Linked DNA regions of Homo sapiens: region 1 is linked to region 2. A link is a loop called in an ENCODE intact Hi-C map of the cell type or tissue named here. Cell type or tissue: heart left ventricle. All regions are shown on one strand. Each heading gives the region's core, and the rest is flanking DNA. Links, peaks and the distances in the headings are about the cores only. Region 1 has its middle 36 kb from the start of GLI3. Region 2 has its middle 68 kb from the start of C7orf25.

Region 1 (5,387 bases), core at 336-5,335, 570 kb after region 2:
TCTAACACTGATTATGTAAGCAAAAAGAGCCTTATTTCGTGCAATCAAACACTTCCTCAGAATCCATGTGGTTGATTTCCTATATTATATTCATAAAAGAATCAATATTTTTAAGAGTTTTTACTTACACAAAATCTAAACACACTTAGAATATGCTTTTCTGTTGGTTTGTTTTGGTTTGGTTTTTGAGTCAGGGTCAGGCTCTGTCACTTGGGCTGGAGTGCAGTGGCATGATCACAGTTCACTGTAGCCTCAACCTCCTGGGCTCAAGCAATCCTCCCACCTCAGCCTTCTGAGTAACTGGGACCACAGGCAGTGGCCACCACACATGGCTAATTTTTTTTTTTTTTCAGCATCAGGGTTTTGCTATGTTGCCCAGGCTGGTCTCAAACTCCTGGGCTCAAGCAATCCTCCCGACTCAACCTCCCAAAGTGCTGGGATTGCAGGTGTGAGCCACCACGCTTGGCCTAGAATATGCTTTAAAACTTAATTCTTTATACAGTAGTAGTTTTTTATTCACATCAGAAGCATCAGTTTAGAAAGCTTAGCAAGATGACCAGAGAAAAAGTGAAAGGTGAGAATTGATGCACTGACAGTGAGAAAGAGGACTGGGGAAAAAAACTATTAAAACTTCTGGATTAAAGGACTAGATTGTGATTATGTAATGTAGATGCAAGTATCCCACTCTTAGAAAACCCTATGGGTATCACTTTATTACAGCGTTTTGCAACAACTGATATTAATAGTGATGACAAAGGCCACATAATTAGTATGAGTACCTGCTAGTTAAAAGCCAAAGAAATGATTAGTGCACATCTTTGGAACAATTTCCAGTAAAAAAAAGGTTCTTAAAAATTTTGGTGCTTTAAAGAGCAATTCTCTATTTGTGGTCCAGGAATATTACATCATTCTATATTTCATTCCTCATGGGTCAAGTTTTCTCTGCCTTAAAGGTTGGTACTAACTCCAAGCAAAACCTTTCTTTGTCTTCCCTCCCAAATTGAGGACACATCAGCTCAAGGGTTCTCCAAGCATAGTTCTGGGGACCTGCTAACAGACCTTCTCAGAGATATGAAAGTCCACTTGTGAGTTCTTTTTGGTGGCTGACTCATAATTCCATAGAACCTTACCACTTAGAGCTATTTTTTATAACTTCCTAATTGAGATATTAAATATAACTAAAATTTGATAATTTATGGACTAAAATTAGCAAGTTCTTTGAGTTTACTGAGAATTCTAAATTAGTATCTTTTTTAAATACAGCAGCCACACAAGGCTCTAACTTTACAAATACTCTACTGTGCATACACATACAGACTGGAAACTTTCCATTTGGGGGGACCAGGTACTTTGTTATTAATTTTTCCTTTTCGCTATCTTAAATTCATTGTAATTTGTAATTGCTCCCATTTTTTGCTTTTTTAAGTATAAATTACTTCTTGACCTGATCATGTTGTGAGTTGATTGGTTATTCCCACAGCGTGGTGAGACAGCTAGATCAGCAATTTTTCTGACATAAAACTTCAAATTACTGGCCTTTACCACATACATATTTTGCAATTCAAGCATGACTCACTTTCTATTACTAATACGTATATGGAAAATCATCCCACTTTTTGTTTCGTACAATGCCTGTGCATTTGCGTTGTTTATACCATGAAGTTAACTGTAATAACATTACTGGACTATTTTTTAAGTTTACAGAACACAATTTCATAATATAAAACCTTGCATAGAAGTTAATAATTTCACAGTAAATATTAAGCAATTCATATATGCTTCTACCAAGTTTATTTGTGTATTTTATCCTTCCTTCTTTGTTACCCCAAAGTTATTTTCTACTGAAGAGTAATAATGGGAGTTAGGGACAGGGAGGCTTTTGCCTACTTCAGAACGCTGAGATTAGGGCTGTGGGGGAAGGGGAGAACAGAGTCTTTAACCAAAAAACAAAACAAAACAAAAATGCCAGGGAGCCTTAAAAGGTAGTTCTCTAAGTTACCAAAATCATATTGTTCTCCAGAATATATCATTATAACTAAAACAGTGTTGCACATGGAGACCCATCCAAATTATGTTTGCCCATGAGCTCCATAAAGAAGCCAAATATGTGTGACTCTGTTGCCCTGCAACAGGCATCTCCTGACTCCTCTGGCTGGTCATCTCACTATGCAGAGGCAGATTTACATCCAGATCATTTTAATCAGACCAAGGTTCTCCGTTGGCCAAGGAAGTGTGGGAATGTCATTCCCCAGAATGCTGTGCATGGCTTCCTCCCCACCCTGGAGGCAGATTCTAGCTCCTTGCCTCTGTGTTCTAGACTGAGTCACAGGCATCCTCTCAGGCATCCTTGCTCCCTCTTGCTGCTTTTAGTTGCAGTGCACTGCTTTCTGCCTCATGTTTCATTCTCAGCTTTGTCTCTTTATCTTTGACATTATTAACAAAGCAAAACACCTTTCTCTTCGATTCATAACCTTAACTTGGGCCTGTATGTACCTTGAAGATCTTCCCTGGATAGTCCACTTAGCAGGTGGTTTAATCCACTTTTTAACACCTCCAGCAAAAGATCTGTTTTGTGGGTAAGGGGAATTGCTTCTAGTTGGGCTCTGGTAGTAAGTGCAAGAGCCACCAGTCCTGGGGCCGATTCTCTGACATGTGAATCACCATCACCAGCATAAATAAAAGCCTATCCTGTTAAGTATCTGCTTGAATACAATGTACCACTGCTAGTCTGGTTCTCCATTCCTGCTGAGTATCAGGAAACAATGTAGAAGCCTATGGCAGGGAAGGGCACCCACAGAGTAAAGTGATGGCCCCCAGGTTCTCTGGTTGAGTCAAATCATGGCTCTGAGTCAGGGGTCATAGAGTGGAGAAGAGTTTAAATGTCTTTCATCCTTACTTCCATCAATTTTATGAGCCAGAATGCTGTGTCTTAACAAGGTGGTGGGTGGGCAAGCTACCAGTTCTCTTTCTTCCATCTATCTCCACTAATCTTAACAGTTTGTGAAAATTCCTCAAAGATTCTGTCAGCTAATTTTTTTTGAGAATTATTTGTGTTTCTGCATCAAGTTTAGTGAGAAGTTATAAAAGGTCACGACTTTTTAAAGTATGTTTAACAAAGTATTTAAATTGAAAACAGGGACCTCCAATTTTAAAATAAATTTTTGACATTTTTCTCCCACAGTTCTATCACACTGACCAGAAAAAAAAAATTAGGCAGCTCTGAAAACGAGGATCACAGGCAACATTTTGGAAAGTTCTTAGATGTATTCCTAAAAATTACTACCAAGCATATTTAGTTGTGGCTGGATTGAAATGCAGAACAAGTTTGTACATGCTTTGCCCTTCAAAATATACGATTTCCCTTTACAACAAAGTAGGTAGGACGAAGGTTCAAACTTCCCTCACTGTCTACTTCTAGCTGGGACATATGTGTTCTGTAACTGATGGGAAAAAGAGAAAAAGGAAATGTGTATAGCCATTACTGCCGAGGCACTGATTTCTGACACACATATTTATGCTCATCAGATCCATTCAGTGCTCCACGAGTTATCGGCATTCCCTTTTTACATTTGTTTAGAGGTTCCAGTTCAATGGAGAAGCAGATCTGTTTCATGGGCGGAGCTTCCTGCCCACTCCTAAGGGGCAACTGCTTCCTTCAGTTCAGTTCCGGTACTAAGCTGAAGAGCAACGTAGCCCTACAGTCAATTCTCTGACAATGTGAATCACAGGCATCTACACAAACCCAGCCTTTGAAGTGAACTCTTCACATATGTGTTCTATGCCTAAGTAAGAAGCAGAAGAGAATACATTTTACCCACAGGCAGATAGTTCCTTTCACATAAAATGCTATGGGTAGGAGTCAAGATATAAAGATGCCTGGGACAGGGGACCCTGGGCTGGGAGTTTTCCCTGGATGTATATGTTGAAGAGAGTCTATACTTATATAAAATATACGTGTTTCCCTAATTTTGAGAGAACTGAGCAGAGAACAGGTGAATTTTCCAATTAAATCCAGAAGAATCATACTAGATGAATAATGAGAAAAGGGAAGTAATTGAGTGCATTGACCTGCTCCACTGCCTTCCATCTGGGAGAACTCTTCATGGACCCAAGTGCAGGTGCACAGGACCAAGGGTCTGGGGCAGGGGATTCTCACTATATTTAAGGATAATTAAAGAGAAAACAACCACAATAATGGTGTAGTATCTATGGAGGAAATACAGCACCACAAGGAAAAAGTATTATTTGGAAGTTTGGGAGGCACAGTTCACCTCTGGTAATTATTTTTGACAAGACACACGAGAACATTTCAAAAAAAGGCTGATTGGTGTTCCCAGTAGGACATAGGAATTTAAAGCTCTTGGGAAAAGGAGAATAGACTTCTGTGAAAAGATCAAAGATAAAGAAGAGATATGAAACCAAGAGCTCGAGAAGCAGACTGAGAGGTAAATTGATAGTAAAGCAATACTATTGCTTTATTTTGTATATGTATACATATACATACATATAATATATAATATATAATGCATAAAAATGGAACAATGTAAGTTAAAATACTAATGGCAATATTAAGATTAATAGTTGGATTCTTCATGATTTTCAGCATTATTTATGTTCTCAAAAGTAAGCATTTTTATAAATAGGAAAAATAAAAGTGATTAATAATAATGCTGTTTTAATTATAAAGACAATATAATAATGTAATAGAAAAATTTAAAAATAGTAAAAATGTATAACCCAATGACCCTGTTACCATTTTGTGAACCCTCTCCCTTCTTTCATATTAATATTTTATGTTTTAATAATGCGATACATTAATTTTGTGTTTTATGTTTTCAATTTATGTTATTTAAGGATTTCTGTTCATTTTATTTTGCCACACAATCTTTATAAGTGTTTGTGTCACAGCGGCAAGACATTCCACCAAAAAGCTATACAATAATCTGTTTAATGATTCTCTTATTGATGAACATTTAACAGACTTCCAAATTTTTGAATTACGAATGATGGAAAATAAACACCTTTGTATAAACAGCCTTTTAATTCTTTTAGATTAGTTGCTTAATTTAGATTCCCTGCAATAATTATTATTCTTATTTAATCCCAACAATAATTCTTCAAAATTAAATTTTATTATCATTTTCATTTTACAGAAGAGGAAATTCAGCCTTAGAGAAGGTAAGCATCTTGCCCCAAGTCTCACCACTGATGTGTGGTAAAGCCATGCTCACACCAGGCAGTCTGCAAGGTCAGTTCACACTGCCCTATTATTTCAAAGATTATCATTGCTAATAGCCATATCTAAAAGTTTCCACTTTATGGAATCCCTACTGGCTACTGGGTATTTATGTTACATTTTTGATCATTTAACAAGCAAGGGGGAAAAT
Region 2 (5,387 bases), core at 74-5,073:
CTGCACTGAAAAATCAGACAAAGATGGTTTGTTCCTGATGCAAATAGAGGAGGCAGGTTGGGCCAAGGGGGCAGTTGTCACAGATGATGGCTGGGTGTAGGTCTCAATTCTGTAAATCTGTAAATTCAATCTCCTTCACGTTGTAGGACATAAGCAAAACTCACAAGAAAATGATGACGGACGGGAATCATCATGTAGTAGTCTTTAGGAAAAACTGTGACTACCAAGCTGAGCAGAATGTTTTTGTCAGCTAATCATATAGTATCAGGAGATGAAGACACTCAGGAAGCACAGGTATCCTTAGAAGTTGCCTAGAGCCTGGCACATGGGCACATGACCAAACTCTTCTAATGGTTCATACTGCTCCCCTGAGAAGCACAGGAGACCACTGACAAATCTTGATTTGCCTTTTGTACATTTCATATCACCTAGTTCACATAGTCTTTAGTTCAGATGGCCTGTCTGAAGATTAGAGTGTTCTGTTGTTTGGTCATTTCTTTCTTTCTTTTTCTTTTTTTGAAAGGGAGTCTCTCTCTGTCACCCAGGATGGAGTGCAGTGGCGCGGTCTTGGCTCACTGCAAGCTCTGCCTCCTGGGTTCACGCCATTCTCCTGCCTCAGCCTCCCAAGTAGCTGGGAATACAGGCACCTGCCACCATGCCTGGCTAATTTTTTGTATTTTTAGTAGAGATGGGGTTTCACCGCGTTAGCCAGGACGGTCTCAATCTCCTGACTTCACGATCCACCCAACTCAGCCTCCCAAAGTGCTGGGATCACAGGCGTGAGCCACCATGCCTGGCCTATTTCTGCTTGGGAAGTATCACTTCTTTTGAAGGGCAGATGACATGTTTCAACAGATCTGCATTGTTTTTATGAGTTTAGTTCTCAGATCAGGGGCTGAGACTGCCTAATTTCCAATGCTGGTTGCTGAGGATAAGGAGCATTGTCCTGGAAAAGTATATTCCTTTGTTCCACAGAGGAGAAAGTTGAGGCTTGCAGAATTTACCTGCTCTAAGGACAGAGTGAGAATTGAATGCAGGGATCAGGTCTGGTGACACACACCATTGTCTTGGCCCCAATGACATGATTGCTCTGTTGATCTGAGAAGGCCAGAGTGAAGGGCAGTGGGGTTGCCTCCTATTTGCTTTGTAGGAAGAGCTTTCTGCTGGGAAAAATTGGCAAGCTCTGGTGATAATGCTAAGAAAGCTCCAATAAGCTAGTTTTTCTCTAGAGACTTAGCAGAGAAAGAAGGTGACTTGAGCTCCTTATTGACAGGTATGCAAGCCAAACGTGGCTGATTCATACTCTACTAGGTAGGGGGCTGCAGCAGCTCATCCAAGAGAGCTCTAGGATGTTTCTGATGCTAGGGGGCCTCAGATGCTTCCAAAGGAGTGGGAAGAAACTAGCATTAACCAGGGTATAATGAAGAACAGTTGCTTGAGAAGAAAGTATTTAATATGCTCTATTCTTTTTTAGAACAGACCCACAATCCCATATCTCAAATCTTTGCAGCCAGATGTAGTTTGGATTTCAGAATATTTTGAATTTCAGGAAAAGGCATATAACATGTGTTATATACTCCCAATGGTATTTGGGGCAGCATCTTCTAAAAATATAAATATTTCAGCAGTGAAACACAAATAGTTGCATCAGGTGAGATATGTAAATAATATGAATAGTCTCTCATCAGTCCAGTTCAGGTTTTGCAGCCACATGAATTTGTTTTAATGTAGCTGTGAGGGCTTTGTGAGCCTCAGAATTTCAGATAAGAGGACTGTGGACCAGTGTTACTTTTTATGTGGTATTTTAATCTGGACATATTTCTGATCAGTAAAGAGCTGAACAATTAATATTTTCAAACATTTGCATGAAAAAAGCCCCCAAACTTTGTGATTCTAGCCTGTTTATCTCATTCCCACTCTATAACTGGTTCCCAAACTCTTCTGTGCATCAAATCGTCTGGAGAGTTGGCTAACTGTGTGTATTTCTGGGCTTCCTACCCAGGAATCTACCTTTAAAGAACAGAGTGGATGACTCTGATGCAGGTTGAACTGGACCCCATAAAGGGGCACCACTGCCATTTGTTGCTCTGAGGTGCAACCTACAGACCTGCAGACCCTGGAGCAAAAGTTCATCTTGCAGAGGTGAGTCCATGTGTGTGGCAGTAGATATCCTTTGCATATACTGAACCCCATTTACACCCTTGCCTTAAAAGATGCCTGGAGGAGCTTGTCCTGGGGCGTGCTGGGAAGGTTAGCTAGGCAGGGACCCAAGAACCAGGAGCATAAGGTGACAGCACAGATGCAGAAAGAGGAGAAAAGAGAGTTAACAGTAGATTCTTGCTATGTGCCGGATGCTTTTCAGAGGCCCAGTCATTGAATAATCACAACAGGGGTACAACTGGGTGGGGTGTGAGGGTGAGGTTATTCCATTTTTTTCTGGAGAAACAAGATCAGAGAGATGAAGTCACATTGTATGGAGGTGAGATTCTATTATTTTTGGATCCATCACTCTACCCTTGCTTCCATCCTTCCTCTCTTCCCTTCCAACTGCAATCACAGACATTTGTGCTAATTATCCTGCTCAGTTCATTCACATCGTTGGTCTATGCCAGGCCCTTTTCTTGTTTTGTTTTATTTAATTAATTATTTTTCTCTTCTTTTACCCCAACCTCACTTGCATTTTCCTTCCTTCCATATCAACTGCGCTTCATGTATCTTTGTGAACTCTACTGTGTCTCTGCAAAAGTTGACACTGTAAGACTGTAAACACATATGAAGTATCGAAACATTTTAGAAATACTGTTATTGAAGATTTTTGGGTGGTTGTTCTCTTCCAAAGAAAAATAATTTCTTGAGAAATTAATTTATTATAATTATTAGGATGGGAGGTTTGGATTAACCTTTAAGAGGGTATCAGACTTAGCAAAATGAATTCTCAAAAAAATCTCTGGCTACAGCTGTCTTTAGGACTGAGGGGATAAGGAGGCACCCAGCTCGTGGAGCGAGAGGCACGGCTTGTTTTAACCCACACTGACCGCACAGGGGAGCTTTAAGCCTTTTCTGTACAGCCCAGTCGCCCCTCTCATATTAATGGCGCTGCGGCAAGGACAACAGTCACGTTTTAGCCAAATGTACGCCCCTTTTCCGACAAGACCACCAAATCTAGTCATCTGAGGTGGCACTAAAAATTTGTGACAGTTTAAATTTAAGTAGAAGAACATTGCAAGATTCTCTTGTATGGCTTGTGTGGAACAGGTCGTTTTTGCAGCTAAAGAAAGGATTAGATTTGCAAATAAGCCCCAGGCTGCATTTGCTCTATTTTATTTTATTAAGAAAATTTAAAAAATTATTATTTTAAAAAAGAGATGGGCTCTCGCTATGTTGACCAAGCTGGTCTTGAGCTCCTGGTCTCAAGAGGTCTTCCTGCCTCGGCTTCTCAAAGTGTTTGGGATTACAGGCGTGAGCCACCGCTTCTGGTCAGATCTTATAATATCACTAAATATAATTTGTCCCCAAGTTTGGAAGAGAAAGGAGGCTATTTCATAGGAGTCTTTGAGTTTATTAAAAAACTGTTATATTATTGAAAATTTCAAATATATGTAGAAAAAACAGTACAGTGGACCCGATGTATCATTACTTATTCATACATACCATACACAATTACAACCAAGAATGTCTGGGAAGTATTTTGTCAACTCTACCCTCTTCAATGTTATTTTGAACTAAATCTCAGACATCACATCGGAATACTTTGATATGTGCCTCTCAAAGATAAGATGACCACAATATTATTGTCACACTCACATAATTAATTCCTTAGCATCGACTATCCAGTGTTCCCAGATTTCTGATTATCAGGTAAATTTTTTTTTAAAATTTCATTTTCTTTCTTTCTCATCTGCTTTGTGATGGTAAGGTAAATTTTTCAATAGTTTGTTTTAATCATAATCCAAATATAGCCTAAACATTGTGATTTATTGACATTTCTCCTATGTCTCTCATGATTCATGTGTTATTGTTGTTGAAGAAGCTGAATCTTTTGTCCTGGAGAATTTCTCACAATTTTGATTTTGTTGTTCACATGTGGTGGTTGTTTTACATGTTTTCCTGTCTCTTATAAATTGGGTGTTTATAGTTAGAGGCTTGGATAGATGCCATCTCTCTCTCTCTCTTTCTCTCTCTCATCTATCATCTATTGTTTATAATCTATCTCTCTATTTAACCTATACTTGTTTCTCTTTTTATCATGTTGTCAGCCATTATGATCATTCATACTGAACAGTTGTGAAGTGGTGATATTCTAATTCTTTTTATTAACTGGAACACTTCTATAAAGAGACTTTGTTTTATCAACTACTTGGCTGTCTTAGGTTCAGATATTATAGGAGAGACAGGATAAATGTTTGAGACTTTCCCTGTATTTACTAGTTTTCTCAACAATATGCTGATTACCTAGCGATATGGTTTGGTTGTGTCCCTACTCAAATCTCATTTTGAATTGTAGCTCCCATAATTCCCATGTGTTGTGAGAGGGACTGGGTGGGAGATAATTGAATCATGGGGGTGGTTTCCCCCATACCGTTCTTGTAGTAGTGAATAAGTCTCACGAGCTCTGATGGTTTTATAAGGGGAAATCCCTTTTGCTTGGTTCTCATTCTTCTCCTGCCTGCTGCCATGTAAGATGTGACTTGCTCCTCCTTGCCTTTTGCTATGATTGTGAGGCCTCCCCAGCCATGTGGAACTGTGAGTTAATTAAACTTCTTTTTCTTTATAAATTACCCAGTCTCAGGTATGTCTTTATCAGCAGCGTGAGAACAGACTAATATACCTAGCATCTGCCAAAGGTGACCAATAATGTTTTTGTTGTGGTATCATTATGAATTCATGGATTTAAGCATATTTGTGTTTCAACCCTTTGCAGTTACTGTGCTATCTTTGCCCAATGGGGGTTTACTCAGATCGACTTTTGGGTACTTTGGTCATGATCCCGGTACTCACCAAGAGCTTTGTTGCAGTTTGGTATGGCAAGATATGTCAGGCTCATCTTGGACTTTTTTTTGGCCCAGCCCTGGAATCAGTCATTTCTTCTGGTTCCCTTGGAGAGAAATGATATTGCAAGGCCATAAACTGGGTATATCCCAGACATTTTATAAAGAGAGGCTACTTTCCAGCTCCTGAGGATGAGGAGGAGAAAGGTACCAGGCACTATCAACCAGCTTATAGATCTGCTGGGAAGATCAAGCAGCAGTGTGCCCTGTGCACTGAAATTGTTCTACACTTTGTTTCTTTGTTCAGCCCAGCTGGTGCTGCTGAGACGGTACCTTCACAAGGGCTTAAGGACTGCCACCCATCAGCTCTCCCAGAATGCTGGTTGCTTGACGTGGTGG

What was found. Peaks named below come from ENCODE experiments on the same cell type or tissue, not always from the same donor. Only the 100,000 strongest peaks of a DNase experiment are listed, where the experiment ranks them.
Region 1: a loop joins it to region 2, with 6 times the contacts of the local background. A loop is called at or near these places in 2 of 110 quality-filtered maps.

What each region holds. Positions count from the first base shown.
Region 1 is chr7:42,270,410-42,275,796 of GRCh38, reverse strand. No RefSeq gene overlaps it. Among named protein-coding and RNA genes, the nearest start is that of GLI3, 36 kb to the right of the region's middle. In heart left ventricle, for the core only: a CTCF peak has its summit at 2,355; no DNase peak of the experiment used is centred there.
Region 2 is chr7:42,841,052-42,846,438 of GRCh38, reverse strand. No RefSeq gene overlaps it. Among named protein-coding and RNA genes, the nearest start is that of C7orf25, 68 kb to the left of the region's middle. RefSeq lists a silencer at 3,046-3,125. In heart left ventricle, for the core only: a CTCF peak has its summit at 3,037; no DNase peak of the experiment used is centred there; H3K4me3 peaks cover 263 bases.